Regions from separate parts of the Homo sapiens genome. Here region 1 is linked to region 2. Evidence: chromatin loops called from intact Hi-C (ENCODE). Cell type or tissue: natural killer cell. All regions are shown on one strand. Links, peaks and the distances in the headings refer to the core of each region. The heading gives the core; the rest is flanking DNA. Region 1 overlaps CRCP (CGRP receptor component). Region 2 overlaps LOC105375336 (a long non-coding RNA gene).

Region 1 (8,338 bases), core at 219-8,218, 93 kb before region 2:
AAGGTATAAATGGTTCTTTCTACACCTGGAGTGAGCCTATCAGATGGTTTTGCTAGTGCCAAATAGGAGGCAAAAATGCTGGAATATCTCCTCTCTTACCAACCTTTTTCCTTCTTTTCCTTTCTCCAGCAATCCCACCCTAAGCCCAAAAAATTCTACATTTCTTAATTTCTACTATTCAGAAAGGTGAGTCAACTAAACTCACTCTCTTTTTTTATTTTTTAAGTAGGGATGGGGTTTCACCATGTTGGCCAGGATGGTCTCAATCTCCTGACCTCGTGATCCGCTGGCCTTGGCCTTCCAAAGTGCTGGGATTATGGGCATGAGCCACTGTGCTCGGCTTAAACTCACTTTCAAAATAAGGATGTTAATACCCATAAGACTATTTGCAATGTATAAAAGCATTATAAATATATAAATATATCAAAGGTGATAATTAGGAAAAATCATAAAAATTTTAATGGGAAATTCTGCAGACAGAAACAGCCTTAAAATAGATGCTTCTATCCTATGACTACATCCCAAATGATGATTTGGAATCGTTGAGATTTAGAGAAGGTTGCCCCCTCTAAAATAGAGTCTTCCCAGCTTTCCTGAAGTACTATGTATAACGTGTCAAGCTTACACTATTCCAAGGTCCACCAGATGTTGCCATGTCTTATTTTAAAGTGGAAAATCCAAATAAATTCAGTCATTTCTTTTTTCTTTTTCTTTCTTTCTTTCTTTTTTTTTTTTTTGAGACAGAGCCTTGGTCTATTGCCCAGGCTGGAGTGCAGTGGCACATCTTAGTTCACTGCAACCTCCGCCTCCTGGGTTCAAGTGACCCTCCTGCCTCAGCTGGGATCCGAAGTAGCTGGGACTACAGGCATGTGCCACCACACCCAGCTAATTTTTGTATTTTTTAGTAGAGACTGGGTTTCACCATGTTGGCCAGGCTAGTTTTGAACTCCTGACCTCAAGTGATCCAGCCTCAGCCTCCCAAAGTGCTGGGATTACAGGCGTGAACCACTGCACCCAGCCTGAATTCAGTCATTTCTAACCAAAATCAATTTAACAATCTCAGGAGCGAAGGGCAAACTATCAGAGAGGAAAATGTAACAATCCAATTTACCTCGTAGTTACTGAGAAGCGCAGAATTGGCATCCTTCCTGAAAAAGAAAAGTAAGCTATCATCAGTCTGGGCTCACACCCCTTTCTGGGTATCAAATTCTGTAAAAGAATTCCTGTCAAGATACAGTAGTCCACTTTTTGAATTTAGGGACTACAACCTAAAATTGAAACTGAGAAATGTCCTAAGTCCAACATGGTTTAGCTAGCTGTGGGCAATTTCAGAGTAGACTTGGGAACAAAGTGCTGTCCCATCCCACAGCCATGTCCTCTCCCCATTACTATCTGCCTCCCATCAGCTATTGACATCTTGGGCTGCCACGTCCTCCTGCTGAATCAACAGAAATGGCCCACTTAACACCAATGTCACCACTGGGAATTCCAGCCATGGGCAAGTATCCTGCCAAATATCTGCCATGCTCCCAGGGTGTTCACCACCTACGTCAACTCAACAGGTACAGTCAGGGTGGCAAGCAGTGGCCAAAAGCCTGGTTCCCTGTGTAACAGTTAATCCAGGCAATATGCCATCTTTCCTGAGTGAAGAAACACAACGATGTGACATATATTAAATCACAATCGATCCACTCTACAATAGCATATCAGAAAGCATTGTTTTCAGCAGTCTGGAGGCAGTGGAGTATGACAAAGAACATAGTTTTGAAATCAGATTTGGGTTCATGTTCTAGCTCTGCCACTTATGTGCTGTGAGAATTTTAGTTAAGTTAATTACTCCTTAAGTTTTCCTTCTAAAATAAAAATGGGATGAAACTAGTATCTAAAAGTATGGCCTGGATTCTAAATCCAGCTCCTGAATTCTTTGGCCATGTGAATCTAGGCAAGTTACTTAATCTCATTATGCTTACATTTCCTATCTATGAAACGGCAACTATAGTATCAACCTTGTAAGACTGTTCACAGGGTTCACTGGAAACATGTAAAGTACTTGGAACATAGTAAGTGCTCAATAAGCACCAACATTATCACTACTACTATCTGGGCAACTACCACTACCACCAGCAACTCCTACCTCATCAAACTGTTATGATAAAATGAGACAACAAATTTTAAAAGTTTAGAATAGTTCTTGGTACTTGTATTAACATCTCCATAATGGAAGGCTATTATTTGTAAAAGATATTATCCCAGTTAATTCTCACTGAAAACCCTGTGATGTAGGAGCTATTCGTATGATTCCTACTCTGCAGAGATAAAGCACAAGACTCAGAAATTAAGTAACTTGCTCAAGGTCACACAGTAAGAAGTCTAAATAAAGTGGAAGGTAACTATGGAACTGTGGGAAATGAGACTGAACTGGATGAATGGAAACTGGTCATGCAGAATCCTTAAAAATCAGGTAGAGGGGTCTGCACTTGATTTGTAATGTGCAACAGAGACCTCTGTATGTTCTTAAACCAGGAGTGTGGCGAGATGATCCAAATGATGACCCAAGACTTCAAAAGCATGGGCCAGATAGGTGACTTCCGAGTCAATAAATAAAGCAAAACTAACAGTGGTTCACAAAGAGATAGACCTCGGCCTTAGGTCATCAGCACAGTGATGTCAGCACTATAATCAAATCAGCTCTGTGAAGCTTACCAAATGCTACCAGTGATTCAAGCTACGATTTCACAAAAGTGCTGCTTTGCCCAAATGACCACAAACACACTGAAGTCACAAAGAGTATCATATTTGAAAGGAATCTAACACAGGAAGGACAATGCATAATTAGTGCATGTGACAGAGTTCATTTAAAATTGAAAATGACAAATCAAACCACATGTCATCTTTGCCTGCTTAATCAGGAAATCTGCCCACTGGCTTCCTCCTATCTTTGCTTGAAATTGAGTTATAACTCCCTGTGCTCTCCAAAATATGAGGCATTAAAACATCCCTTCCTGGAATACTTGACTCGAGAAAAAATATGAATGTTTTTTCTCTTCAGGGCCAATGGATCCATCGCAGGTGCACTGTTACAACTTTATTTCCAAATAATGGCCCCTTCTCTGTCATTCAGAATATTCCACGTCGTGGGAAATTTGTCCTTGGCCATTCCAAGTTACTACCCCACTAAACAAGTCAATAGTGTAATGCAAGAATCCAAAGAACACCCTCTGCCTCTTCTAGAACGAATATAAAGGAGGAAAACCCTCTTTCACATAAGTTTTAATGAATCTGTGTTTTGGGATCAAGAGAACCAATTGATGTTTACACAGGTACTCTGTGTAACAGACTCTGGCTGACAGAAGCTGATTTATTCATTGATTTTATCAGGAAGATAAATTTTTTTAAAACCCAGCTAAATATTCACAGAATAAATGCCAATCAATGTATGCTAGGCCTTTCCTTATTTAATAAAATGTCAAGAGGTACTTTATCTACCTTTTATGAAGTCCTAAACGAGCTGTATGTATTGGGGAATTTTTTTAAAGGCAGTTTTTATCTTTGAGAAGTTACTGTAACCACCACTAAACGACAGGTTGTTGGCAACAGGATATGGTGAAACCAGACAGACATCAACTTAATCAAGTTATCCAATTTCACAGCACCAATGATGTGACGCATGAGAAAGACACATCCCTCAGAGCAATCCAGCCCCAAGATGTTTAATTCAAATCTATCCATGAGGATATAATCAGAGAATTCCAAATTGAGGAACAGTCTTCAAAACAACTGGGTTAAATTTAGACTCTTCAAATATCAATGTCATCTGTCACAGTGCCAATGTCACAAAAAGAAGCTAAGGAAACTTCCAGAGGAAAGGAAATTAAAGAAACATGACAACTAAATGCAATGTGTAGTTCTTCACTGGATCCTGAATTGGGAGGAAAAAGAACACTATTATGGCAACTGAAGAAATGTGAGTTTACATTGTATCTTAATAATAGTAGATTATCATCGCTAAGTTTCCTGAGTGTGATAAGGCGACTGTAGCTACATAGAATGCCCTTTTTCAAGAAGGGGTGAAATGATCTGCTATCTACAACTCTCTAATGGTTCAGTAAAGTAAGTGTGTGCACCTGTGTATGGAGAGAAAGCTCATGCCTGTGCAAAAGAAATAAGGGAATGCCAGGCATTGTGGCTCACACCTGTCATCCCAGCTACTCCGGGCTGAGACAGGAGGATCACTTCGTCCCGGAGTTTGAATCCAGCCTGGGCTCAAGTGTCTCTAATCAAAAACAAGAAAGGAAGAAAGAAAGGAAGGAAGGAAGGGAAGGAGGGAGGAAGGAAGGAAGGGAGGGAGGGAGGGAGGAGGGAGGGAAAAGAAAAAAGAAAAGAGAAAAAGGAAAAGGCAGCAAATATCAGAATCAAAATGTTAACAAGTGGTGACTCTAGGTAACGCGTATACAGGTATTTGTGGCATTCTTTTTATTTTTAGTTTTTTTTTGAGAAGGAGTCTCGCTCTGTCTCCCAGGCTGGAGTGCAATGGTGCGATCTCGGCTCGCTGCAAGCTCCGCCTCCCAGGTTCATGCCATTCTCCTGCCTCAGCCTCCCAAGCAGCTGGGACTACAGGCACCCGCCATCAGCCCGGCTAATTTTTTGTATTTTTGGTAGAGACGGGGTTTCACTGTGTTAGCCAGGATGGTCTCGATCTCCTGACCTCGTGATCCGCCCGCCTCGGCCTCCCAAAGTGCTGGGATTACAGGAGTGAGCCACTGGGCATGGCTTTTTTTTTTTTTTTTTTTTTTTTTTTTTTTTTTTTGAGACGGAGTCTCACTCTGTCACCCAGGCTGGAGTGCAGTGGCGCGATCTCGGCTCACTGCAAGCTCCGCCTCCCGGGTTCACGCCATTCTCCTGCCTCAGCCTCTGGAGTAGCTGGGACTACAGGCGCCAGCCACCACGCCCGGCTCATTTTTTTAGTACAGACGGGATTTCACCATGTTAGCCAGGATGGTCTCGATCTCCTGACCTTATGATCCGCCCGCCTCGGCCTCCCAAAGTGCTGGGATTACAGGCCTCAGCCACTGCGCCCGGCCCCCCCACCTTTTTTTTTTTTTGAGACAAGAGTTTCGCTCTTGTTGCCCAGGCTGGAGTGCAATGGCATGATCTCAGCTCACCATAACCTCCACTTCCCGAGTTCAAGCGATTCTCCTGCCTCAGCCTCCCAAGTAGCTGGTATTACAGGCATGAGCCACCACACCTGGCTAATTTTGTATTTTTAGTAGAGACGGGGTTTCTCCATGTTGGTCAGGCTGGTCTCAAACTCCTGACCTCAGGTGATCTGACCGCTTTGCCCTCCCAAAGTACTGGGATTACAGGCGTGAGCCACCATACCAGGCATCTAAAAGTTTTTTAGAGCTATTAGAACTTAATAGACACATCTAGCAATTATAAACGTAGAAGCTGTTGATCTCTACAAAGCAGGAACTGTCTGCTCTACAGCTAACACTTTAGTATTATGTAATATATTCACATGCAATCAGACTTCTAGAAACTGCTTACCTATACAAAACTTCATATTCTCCTGTAGGACTTAGAATAGTACTCATTTTACGCCAGGCGCAGTGGCTCACACCTGTAATCCCGGCACTTTGGGAGGCCAAGTCGGGCGCATCACGAGATCAGGAGATCAAGACCATCCTGGCTAACACGGTGAAACCCCGTCTCTACTAAAAATACAAAAAATTAGCCGGGCGTAGTGGCGGGCGCCTGTAATCCCAGCTACTCAGGAGGCTGAGGCAGGAGAATGGCGTGAACCCGGGAGGCGGAGCTTACAGTGTGCCGAGATGGGGCTACTGCACTCCAGCCTGGGCGACAGAGCGAGACTCCATCTCAAAAAAAAAAAAAAAAAGAAAGAAAGAAAGAATAGTACTCATTTTATTGACATGTGTTTAAAGCAAATACTCTAAGTGCATTTTAAAGACTGTCTAGAAAAAAGTCCAGGGACTTGTGCACACAGAGGAGAGACCATGTGAGAACATATCAAGAAGTTTGCAATCTGCAAGCTCAGGCAAGAGGCCTCAAAAGAAACCAAACCTGCTACACCTTGATCCAGTCTCCCGAACTGTCAGAAAACAAGTGTTTGCTGTCTAAGCCACCCAGTGTCTGGTGCTTTCTAAAAGCAGCCTGGCAAATTAACATAGCAATGCTTGAGTAAAAAAAAAAACAAAACAACTGTCTAAATCTATACTACAGGCAGGCAGTTACTTAATTTCCTTAAGTAATGAATTAGATGACTGAAGCTGACTTTCCATTTGACACTTCTTGTAAAATTTGCTTAAAATGGTGAGTCAAGTGGATGTAAACAACTACTTGAGGAAACTGAATTCCAAATAAACAGAACAAAATGATCTCTTGGTGGACTTTCCTTAGAAGCAAACACATACACAAATGGCACATGCAAACAGTGCCTTTTTTTTTTTTTTTTTTTTTGAGACGGAGTCTTGCTCTGTCGCCCAGGCTGGAGTGCAGTGGCGCGATCTCAGCTCACCGCAAACTCCGCCACCCGGGTTCATGCCATTCTCCTGCCTCAGCCTCCCAAGTAGCTGGGACTACGGGCACCCACCACCACGCCCGGCTAATTTTTTGTATTTTTAGTAGAGATGGGGTTTCACTGTGTTAGCCAGGATGGTCTTGATCTCCTGACCTTGTGATCCACCCACCTCGGCCTCCCAAAGTGCTGGGATTACAGGCGTGAGCCACTGTGCCCGGCCAAACAGTGCCTATTAATTGCCACACAGTCAACTCTTACACAGGCAATGACGAAAATAATTGCTCAAATTCTCCTATGCCCAACCTATGCTATCAAGTCATGCTCTGAAAACCTAAACTCTGGTACAAGCAAACGGAGCAGCTTCTGAAGTCAATGAACAACTTAACTTGTAGCATTCTCTTGGGAGCTAGCAAATGAGTATCCTCTTTCCAGTCCTGTTACTGAGTTGTTATAGTACCTATTACCCACCTTTTCTAAATATGAGTATTTCCAGCTGTAAAAGGAAAGAAATCCTGACACTACCTCAAAAAGATGGTACAGAGGATAATGTCTATTTTCCCAATTATATATATTACGTTCAAGAATAAAAGAGTGGATACAAACTTTTCCAGCCATATAAATGATCATTTATAGACAAAGCCAAATAGCAAATACCTTATAGATAGAAATACCTAATTTTGCTATATAAATATTTTGCATGGTGGCGCATGCCTGTAGTCCCAGCTAGTCAGGAGGCTGAGGCAGAAGAATCGCTCGAATCCAGGAAGTGGAGATTGCAGTGAGCTGAGATTGCACCACTGCACTCTAGCCTAGGTGATGGAGTGAGACTCCATCTCAAAAAAAAAAAAAAATTGTATGCTTTTACTTGACGAAAATACATTTCCAAGTAATGGTCAAGAAATTTTTATTTTTAAATTGTCAATCAAATAAAGCATAAATATTCCTCCCCTTAAATAAATTTCTGGGCCAGCGCGGTGGCTCATGCCTGTAATCCCAGCACTTTCGGAGGCCGAGGCGGTAGAATCACCTGAGCTCAGGAGTTCAAGACCAGCCTGGCCAACATGATGAAACCCCATCTCTACTGAAAATACAAAAATTAGCCAGGCAGCTACCCAGTAGGCTCAGGCAGGAGGACTGCTTGAACTCGGGAGGCGGAGGTTGCAGTCAGCCGAGATTGCGCCATTGCACTCCAGCCTGGGTGACAAGAGCGAAACTCCATCTCAAAAAAAAAAGAAGAAATTTCAGGTATTATTATTATTATTATTATTATTATTATTATGTATTAGTTACTTAGTAGGTATTTCCTCAATCAGAATTTTAAAAAGTAGCAAAAACTTAGGGGAGCTGTTCATTGTGCCTCCTCACTTCAGGTTCTGGGAGTGTCTGATAGAGGTACAATATACAGGCATCCCCTGGTATTCACTGGAGATTGGTCCCAGGACCCCCACATATACTAAAATCCAAACATGCTTGTGTCCCAGAGAGCCTTGCAGAACCAGCAGCTAGGAAGCCAGCTCTCCACATACGTGGGTATATTCTCATCCCTCAAATACTATATTTTCATTCTCTGTGTTTGGTTGCAGATGTGGAACCTGCAGATATGGAGGGCCAACTGCATTTATTTTTTAAAATCTGCGTATAAGGAGATCCATGAAGTTCAAGCTCGTGTTGTTCAAGGGTCAACTGTATCTGCAACTCAAGGTTCTGCTAAAGATCCTAAGGAGCAGACTTCCAAAGGTCACGCCTCCTGTTGAAGACCAGGTGAGGACCAGAAGTTAGGCTTCCAGACCTTTCCACTCC
Region 2 (8,338 bases), core at 298-8,297:
ACCACAAATACCTGTATTATACTCATTACCTGAAGTCACCACTTGTTAACATTTTGATTTGGGTATTTGCTACCCTTCCCCCTTCCCCCTTCCCTTCTTTTTTTTTTTTTTTTTTTTTTTGAGAGGGAGTCTCACACTGTCGCCTGGGCTGGAGTGCAGTGTTGCCATCTTGGCTCACTGCAACCTCCACCTCCCAGGTTCAAGTGATTCTCCTGCCTCAGCCTCCTGCGTAGCTGAGATTACGGGCGCCTGCCACCACACCCAGCTAATTTTGTGTATTTTTAGTAGATACAGAGTTTCACTATGTTGGCCAGGTTGGCTTTCTTTCTTTCTTTTTTTTTTTTTTTAATTAGAGACACTTGAGCCCAGGCTGGATCTAAACTCCGGGCTGAAGCGATCCTCCTTTCTCAGCCTTCGGAATAGCTGGGATGACAGGTGTGAGCCACCGTGCCTGGAATTCCCTTATTTCTTTTGCACAGGCATGAGCTTTCTCTCCATACACAGGTGCACACACTTACTTTACTGAACCATTAGAGAGTTGTAGACAGCAGATCATTTCACCCCTTCTTGGAAAAGGGCATTCTATGTAGCTACAGTCGCCTTATCACACTCAGGAAACTTAGCGCTGATATATCTACTATTATTAAGATACAATGTAGGCCAGGTGCGGTGGCTCATGCCTGTAATCCCAGCACTTTGGGAGCTGAGACGGGCGGATCACTTGAGGTCAGGAGTTGGAGAGCAGTCTGGCCAACGTGATGAAACCCCATCTCTACTGAAAATACAAAAATTAGCCAGGTGTGGTGGTGCATTCCTGTAGTCCCAGCTACTTGGGAGGCTGAGGTGGGAGAATTGGTTCAACCTGGGAGGCGGAGGTTGCAGTGAGCCGAGATCGTGCCATTGCACTCCAGCCTGGGCAACAGAGCCAGACTTTGTCTCAAAAAAAAAAAAAAAAAAAAAGATGCAATGTAAACTCACATTCCTTCAGTTGTCCTAATAGTGTTCTTTTTCCTCCCAATTCAGGATCCAGTGAAGAACTACACATTGCATTTAGTTGTCATGTTTCTTTAATTTCCTTTCCTCTGGAAGTTTACTTAGCTTCTTTTTGTGACATTGGCACTGTGACAAATGACATTGATATTTGAAGAGTCTAAATCTAACCCAGTTGTTTTGAAGACTGTTCCTCAATTTGGAATTCTCTGATTATATCCTCATGGATAGATTTGAATTAAACATCTTGGGGCTGGATTGCTCTGAGGGATGTCTTTCTCATGCATCACATCATTATTGGTGCTGTGAAATTGGATAACTTGATTAAGTTGATGTCTGTCTGGTTTCACCATATCCTGTTGCCAACAACCTGTCATTTAGTGTGGTTACAGTAACTTCTCAAGGGTAAAAACTGCCTTAAAAAAAAATTCCACAACACATACAGCCCGTTTAGGACTTCATAAAAAGGTAGATAAGGTACCTCTTGACCTTTTGTTAAATAAAGAAGGGCCTAGCATACATTGGCATTTTGTCAGAGTATTTAGCTGGGTTAAAAACAATTATCTTGCTGATAAAAGAAAATCAATGAATAAATCAGTTTCTGTCAGCCAGAGTCTGCAAAATGCAGTACCTGTGTAAACATCGATTGTTCTCTTGATCCCAAAACACAGATTCATTAAAACTTATGTGAAAGAGAGTTTTCCTCCTTTATATTTGTTCTAGAAGAGGCAAAGAATGTTCTTTGGATTCTTACATTACAGTATTGACTTTTTCAGTGGCATAGTAACTTGGAATGGCCAAGGACAAATTTTCGCAGAGCGTGCAATATTCTGAATGACAGAGAAGGGGCAATGATTTGGAAATGAAATTGTAACGGTGCACCTGGGATGGATCCGTTGGTCCTGAAGAGAAACAATATTCATATTTTTTCTCCAGTTAACTATTCCAGGAAGGGATGTCTTAACGCCTCATATTTTGGAGAGCACAGGGAGTTATAACTCAATTTCAAGCAAAGATAGGAGGAAGCCAGTGGGCTGATTTCCTGATTAAGCAGGCAAAGATGACATGTGGTTTGATTTGTCATTTTCAATTTTAAATGAGCTCTGTCACATGCACTAATTATGCATTGTCTTTCCTGTGTTAGATTCCTTTCAAATATGATACTCTTTGTGACTTCAGTGTGTTTGTGGTCATTTGGGCAAAGCAGCACTTTTGTGAAATCGTAGCTTGAATCACTGGTAGCATTTGGTAAGCTTCACAGAGCTGATTTGATTACAGTGCTGACATCACTGTGCTGATGACCTAAGGCCTAGGTTGAGCCCTGTGTGAACCACTGTTGGTTTTGCTTTATTTATTGACTGGGAAATCAACTATCTGTTTGGCCCATGCTTTTGAAATCTTGGGTCATCATTTGCATCATCTCACTGCACTCCTGGTTTAAGACATACAGGGGTCTCTGTTGCACAATATGTCAAGCACAGACCCCTCTACCTGATTTTTCAGGATTCTGCATTACCAGTTTCCATTCATCCAGTCCAGTCTCATTTCCCACAACTCCATAGTTGCCTTCCACTTTATTTAGACTTCTTACTGTGTGACCTTGAGCAAGTTATTTAATTTCTGAACCTTGGCTTCCTGTCTATAGAGTAGGAATCATACGAATAGCTTCTACATCATAGGGTTTTTAATGACAATTAACTGAGATAATATCTTTTAAAAATAATAACCTTCCATTATGGAGATGTTAATACAAGTACCAAGAACTGTGCTAAACTTTTAAAATTTGTTGTCTCACTTCATCATAACAGTTTGATGAGGTAGGAGGAGCTGGTGGTAGTGGTAGTTGCACAGGTAGTAGTAATGATAACGTTGGTGCTTATTGAGCACTTAATATGTTCCGGGTATTTTACATGTTTCCAGTGAACCCTGTGAACAGTCTTACAAGGTTGATACTATAATTGCCATTTGATAGATAGGAAATTTAAGCATAATGAGATTAAGTAACTTGCCCAGATTCACATAGCCAAAGAATGCAAGAGCTGGATTGAAATCCAGGCCACACTTTTAGATACTAGTTTCATCCCATTTTTAGTTTAGAAGGAAAACTTAGGGAGTAATTAACTAAAACTCTCACAGCATATAAATGGCAGAGCTAGAATGTGAACCCAAATCTGATTTCAAAACTATATTCTTTGTCATACTCCACTGCCTGCAGACTGCTGAAAACAATGCTTTCTGATATGCTATTGTAGAGTGGATCGATTGTGATTTAATATACATCACATTGTTGTTTCTTCACTCAGGAAAGATGGCATATTGCCTGGATTAACTGTTACACAGGGAACCAGGCTTTTGGCCACTGCTTGCCACCCTGACTGTACCTGTTGAGTTGACGTAGGTGGTGAACACCCTGGGAGCATGGTGGATATTTGGCAGGATACTTGCCCATGGCTGGAATTCCCAGTGGTGACATTGGTGTTAAGTGGGCCATTTCTGTTGATTCAGCAGGAGGACGTGGCTGCCCAAGATGTCAATAGCTGATGGGAGGCAGATAATAATGGGGAGAGGACATGGCTGTTGGATGGGACAGCACTTTGTTCCCAAGTCTGCTCTGAAATTGCCCACAGCTAGCTAAACCATGTTGGACTTAAGACATTTCTCAGTTTCAGTTTTAGGTGGTAGTCCCCAAATTCTAAAAGCGGACTACTACATCTTGACAGGAATTCTTTTTTTTTTTTTTTTTTTTTGAGACAGAGTCTCTCTGTGTTGCCCAGGCTGGAGTGCAGTGTCGCGATCTCGGCTCACTGCAAGCTCTGCCTCCCCGGTTCATGCCATTCTCCTGCCTCAGCCTCCCGAGTAGCTGGGACTACAGGCACCTGCCACCACGCCCGGCTGATTTTTTTTTGTATTTTATTGATTGATTGATTGATTGATTGTAGAAACGGGGTTTCACCATGATAGCCAGGATGGTCTTGATTTCCTGACCTCATGATCCGCCTGCTTCGGCCTCCCAAAGTGCTGGGATTACAGGTGTGAGCCACCGTGCCTGGCCCCCAACTTGACAGGAATTATTATTATTATTATTATTATTATTAAGACGGAGTCTCGCTCTGTCGCCCAGGCTGGAGTGCAGTGGCGTGATCTTTGCTCACTGCAAACTCCGCCTCCTGGGTTTATGCCATCCTCCTGCCTCAGCCTCCTGAGTAGCTGGGACTACAGGCGCCCGCCACCACACCTGGCTAATTTTTTGCATTTTAGTAGAGACGGGGTTTCACTGTGTTAGCCAGGATGGTCTCAATCTCCTGACCATGTGATTCGCCCGTCTTGGCCTCCCAAAGTGCTGGGATTACAGGTGTGAGCCACAGCGCCCGGCAGATGGGAATTCTTTTACAGATATTTGATACCCAGAAAGGGGTGTGAGCCCAGACTGATAACTTACTTTTCTTTTTCAGGAAGGATGTCGATTCTGCGCTTCTCAGTAACTACGTGGTAAATTGAACTGTTACATTTTCCTCTCTGATAATTTGCCCTTTGCTTGTAAGATTGTTGAATTGATTTTGGTTAGAAATGACTGAATTCAGACTAGGTGCAATGGCTCACGCCTATAATCCCAGCACTTTGGGAGGCTGAGGCAGATGGATCACTTGAGGTCAGGAGTTCGAAACCAGGCTGGTCAACATGGTGTAACCCCATCTTTACTAAAAATACAAAAATTAGCCAGCTGTGGTGGCACGTGCCTGTAGTCCCAGCTCCTTGGGATCCCAACTGAGGTAGGAGGATCACTTGAACCTGGGAGGGGGAGGTTGCAATGAGCCAAGATCACGCCACTGCACTCCAGCCTGGGCAATAGAGCCAGGCTCTGTCTCCAAAAAAAAAAAAAAAAAAAAGGATGTAGTTGAATTTTCCACTTCAAAACAAGACATGTGGCACCATCTAGTGGACCTTGGAATAGTCTAAGCTTTATATGTTATACGTATACGTAGTACTTCAGGGAAGCTGGGAAGACTCTAATTCAGAGCAGGCAAATTTCAGTAAATCTCAAAGATTCTAGATAATCATTTGGGATGTAGTCATAGGATAGAAGCATCTATTTTAGAGCTGTTTCTGCAAAATTTCCCATTGAAATATTTATGCTTTTTCCTAATTATCACCCTTGATATATTTATATATTTATAATGCTTTTATACATTGTTATTTTAATCTTCAAATAGTCTTTTGGGTATTAACATTGTTATTTTGAAAGTGAGTTTAGTTGACTCACCTTTCTGAATAGTAGAAATTAACAAATTTATAATTTTTGGGGCCTAGGGTGGGGTTCCCAGGGAAAGGAAAAGAAGGAAAAAGATTGGTAAGACGGAAGATATTCCAGCATTTTTGCCTCCTATTTGGCACTAGCAAAACCATCTGATAGGCTCACTCCAGGTGTAGAAAGAACCATTTATACCTTGACTGTGAATTTTCCATGTGCTAGAGTCTAAACTCAGGAAGACTCAGAGGAGGTCTAGAAGGTAGTAGCTTAAGTGCTGTGGCTCATGCCTGTAATCTCAGCACTTTGGAAGGCCAAGGAGAGAAGACTGCTTGAGGCTATGAGTTAGAGATCAGCCTGGGAAACCTAGCAAGACCCCCAGCTCTTAAAAAAATAAATTAGCTGGGCATGGTAGCAAACACCTACTATGGTCCTAGCTACTTGGAAGGCAGAGGGGAGGTTTGCTTCAGCCCAGGAGTTTGAGGTTACAGTGATGACCACTGTACTCTAGCCTGGGAGACAGCCTTTGGGACCCTGTCCCCTAAAAAAAGCTCCCAGAGTGGAAGACAGCAAAAAGAAAGAAACCGCCTCCCTTCCACATCCCCCCAAAAGAAAAGAAGGTAGTAGAATAAACAGAGTTGGCCATATTCTTTCCTCTCTAAAGGCTCAGTCTCAAGTGGTTGCAGCTTAGAACAGGAAGGAAATGGTTGAATGGTTTTTGGCCAAGCCTTTGGCTTTTAGGAGCCTCCTTGTCCAGTTTGGACTTTGCTAGGCGTTTGGGTGTTTTATCCATTGGGGAAACATTGCATTCATTGATCTCATGCCACTATTTCTGAAAGGAACAGCAGATGAGAGGGGTCGCATTGTATTTAGTGATGGTGTGTGAGCCTGCATTTTCTTCACTTCTGTGGTAGAATCTCTAAAACAGGAATGAGACTGAGATTCCCCCCTGCCTCCAGCACTCTAATGCATGCATGTTTTATCCTTGTGGGGAAAGTTTGCTTCTAAAAATCCATAGCATTTTTTCCTCCCCTTTTTTTGGTAAACTCTGTCTTATCACTTGCTTCAAAATTTTTCTTTTCCAGAAAGAAATTATTATGTTAGATTTTTTTTTTTTTTTTTTTTTTGAGATTGAGTCTCACTCTGTCGCCCAGGCTGGAGTGCAGTGGCATGATCTCGCCTCACTGCAAGCTCCACCTCCCGGGCTCATGCCATTCTTCTGCCTCAGCCTCCCGGGTAGCTGGGACTACAGGCGCCCGCCACCACGCCCGGCTAATTTTTTTTGTATTTTTAGTAGAGATGGGGTTTCACCGTGTTAGCCAGGATGGTGTCGATCTCCTGACCTCGTGATCCGCCTGCCTTGGCCTCCCAAAGTGCTGGGATTAAAGGTGTGCACCACTGCACCTGGCCTATGTTAGATTTTTATACTAGAGAAGCAGAATTCTTTTTTAACAAAATATTTGTTTTAAGAAAATTTGCTTTCAAATAGTATATTTTTGAGATCAGAGGAGATTAGTGATGTGTATATTCATAGGAAATGTTTGAAATTGTTTTTTTTTTTTTGAGATGGAGTCTTGCTCTGTTGCCCAGGCTGGAGTGCAGTGGCGTGATCTCAGCAACCTGCAACCTCTGCCTCCCAGGTTCACGCCATTCTCTTGCCTCAGCCTCAAGAGTAGCTGGGACTACAGGTGCCTGCCACCACGCCTGGCTAATTTTTTGTATTTTTAGTAGAGATGAGGTTTCACCATTTTAGCCAGGATGGTCTTGATCTCCTGACCTCATGATCCGCCCGCCTCAGCCTCCCAAAGTGCTGGGATTACAGGCATGAGGCACCGCACCTGGCCATATTTGAAATATTTTAGGTAAATTAATGAATTTGGATTATTTGGCTTATATAAAAGAGCATTTTTTTAATGTCATATGCCTCTGGGACTCATATTTGCTCAAATCCAAGAATTGGAAGCTGCGTAATGGGCGGGTGAAAGGAAGTACTACAGTTTCCTGTTTATCCTTCAAAACCACTGACCTTAGATAGATATATTTCTCAAATTTATTCATAAACTTCTTTTGTGTATCTTCTCCTGGGTGTTTCATTTACTAACTGATCTGAAAGAGCAGCGTAAAGAAAGTGGAAAGAATAAACACAGCTCTGGGCAACAGAACTTGAACACTATCACCTATGAAGTAAGGCTGGGCTTCTGCCAGGCCTACCTAAAGTACCATTGAGGGAGGGGGGTTTATTCTCCCAACGACTGGCTGCTGAAATCAAGATCGCCTTTTATCTGATTTGAATACTTTTACTGTAACCTGATTTTTATTCTGTTTATAAAAGTGGGAGGAGTTTGGTCAAGTGTAGTGTTTAGCCAGCTACAAAGTTAGAAGGAATAGTCTAAAAGATTGCTCTCACTTCTCCTTGAAAGGGAATCACTGCTCACTGCAGCCTCAACCTCCCAGGCTCAAGTGGTGCTCCGAGCTCAGCTTCCCAAGTAGCTGGGAATATGGGTATGCACTGCCATGCCTGGCTAATTTTTTTGTTGTTGTCCAGGGTGGTCTTGAATCCCTGGGCTCAAGGGATCTTCTCACCGCATCTTTCCAAAGTGCTGGGGACTTAGACACTTAAGGCTATTGTTTATTTTTCAAGTTTCAGATTCTTCCCAAAATATGTAATTATAATTCCTCTCAAATTATATCTGTATTCTTCTTCAAAAGCCACAAATTCTGTGTAATCATGAGAAAATATCAGACCATTGCAAATCAATTTTAAAAAAACACCTTTTATTTTGAAATCATTTTTCTTTTTTTTTTTTGGAGATGGAGTCTCCCTCTTGTTGCCCAGGCTGGAGTGCAATAGCACGATCTTGGCTCACCACAACCTCCGCCTACCAGGTTTAAGTGATTGTCCCGCCTCAGACTCCTGAGTAGCTGGGATTACAGGCATGCGCCACCTCGCCTGACTAATTTTGTATTTTTAGTAGAGATGGGGTTTCTCCATGTTAGTCAGGCTGGTATCGAACTCCCAACCTCAGGTGATCCGCCGATCTTGGGCTCCCAAAGTGCTCGAATTATAGGTGTGAGCCACTGCGCCCAGCCATTTTTCTCTTA

Evidence for each region. A loop is a pair of places that touch in the nucleus more often than their neighbours do. Peaks named below come from ENCODE experiments on the same cell type or tissue, not always from the same donor. Only the 100,000 strongest peaks of a DNase experiment are listed, where the experiment ranks them.
Region 1: a loop joins it to region 2, with 9 times the contacts of the local background. A loop is called at or near these places in 9 of 110 quality-filtered maps.

Annotation. Positions count from the first base shown.
Region 1 is chr7:66,120,514-66,128,851 of GRCh38, reverse strand. It overlaps CRCP (CGRP receptor component), which reads right to left. Exons shown (of 6, transcript NM_014478.5): 2 at 1,112-1,148. Among named protein-coding and RNA genes, the nearest start is that of CRCP, 9.8 kb to the right of the region's middle. In natural killer cell, for the core only: no CTCF peak of the experiment used is centred there; no DNase peak of the experiment used is centred there; H3K27ac peaks cover 2,475 bases.
Region 2 is chr7:66,027,641-66,035,978 of GRCh38, reverse strand. LOC105375336 (a long non-coding RNA gene) reads left to right here. Exons shown (of 5, transcript XR_002956511.2): 3 at 4,443-4,479. It also overlaps the pseudogene LOC100419772. Among named protein-coding and RNA genes, the nearest start is that of ASL, 44 kb to the left of the region's middle. In natural killer cell, for the core only: CTCF peaks have their summits at 4,702 and 4,903 (motif pointing left); DNase peaks (open chromatin) are centred at 2,048, 2,288 and 4,928; H3K27ac peaks cover 1,429 bases.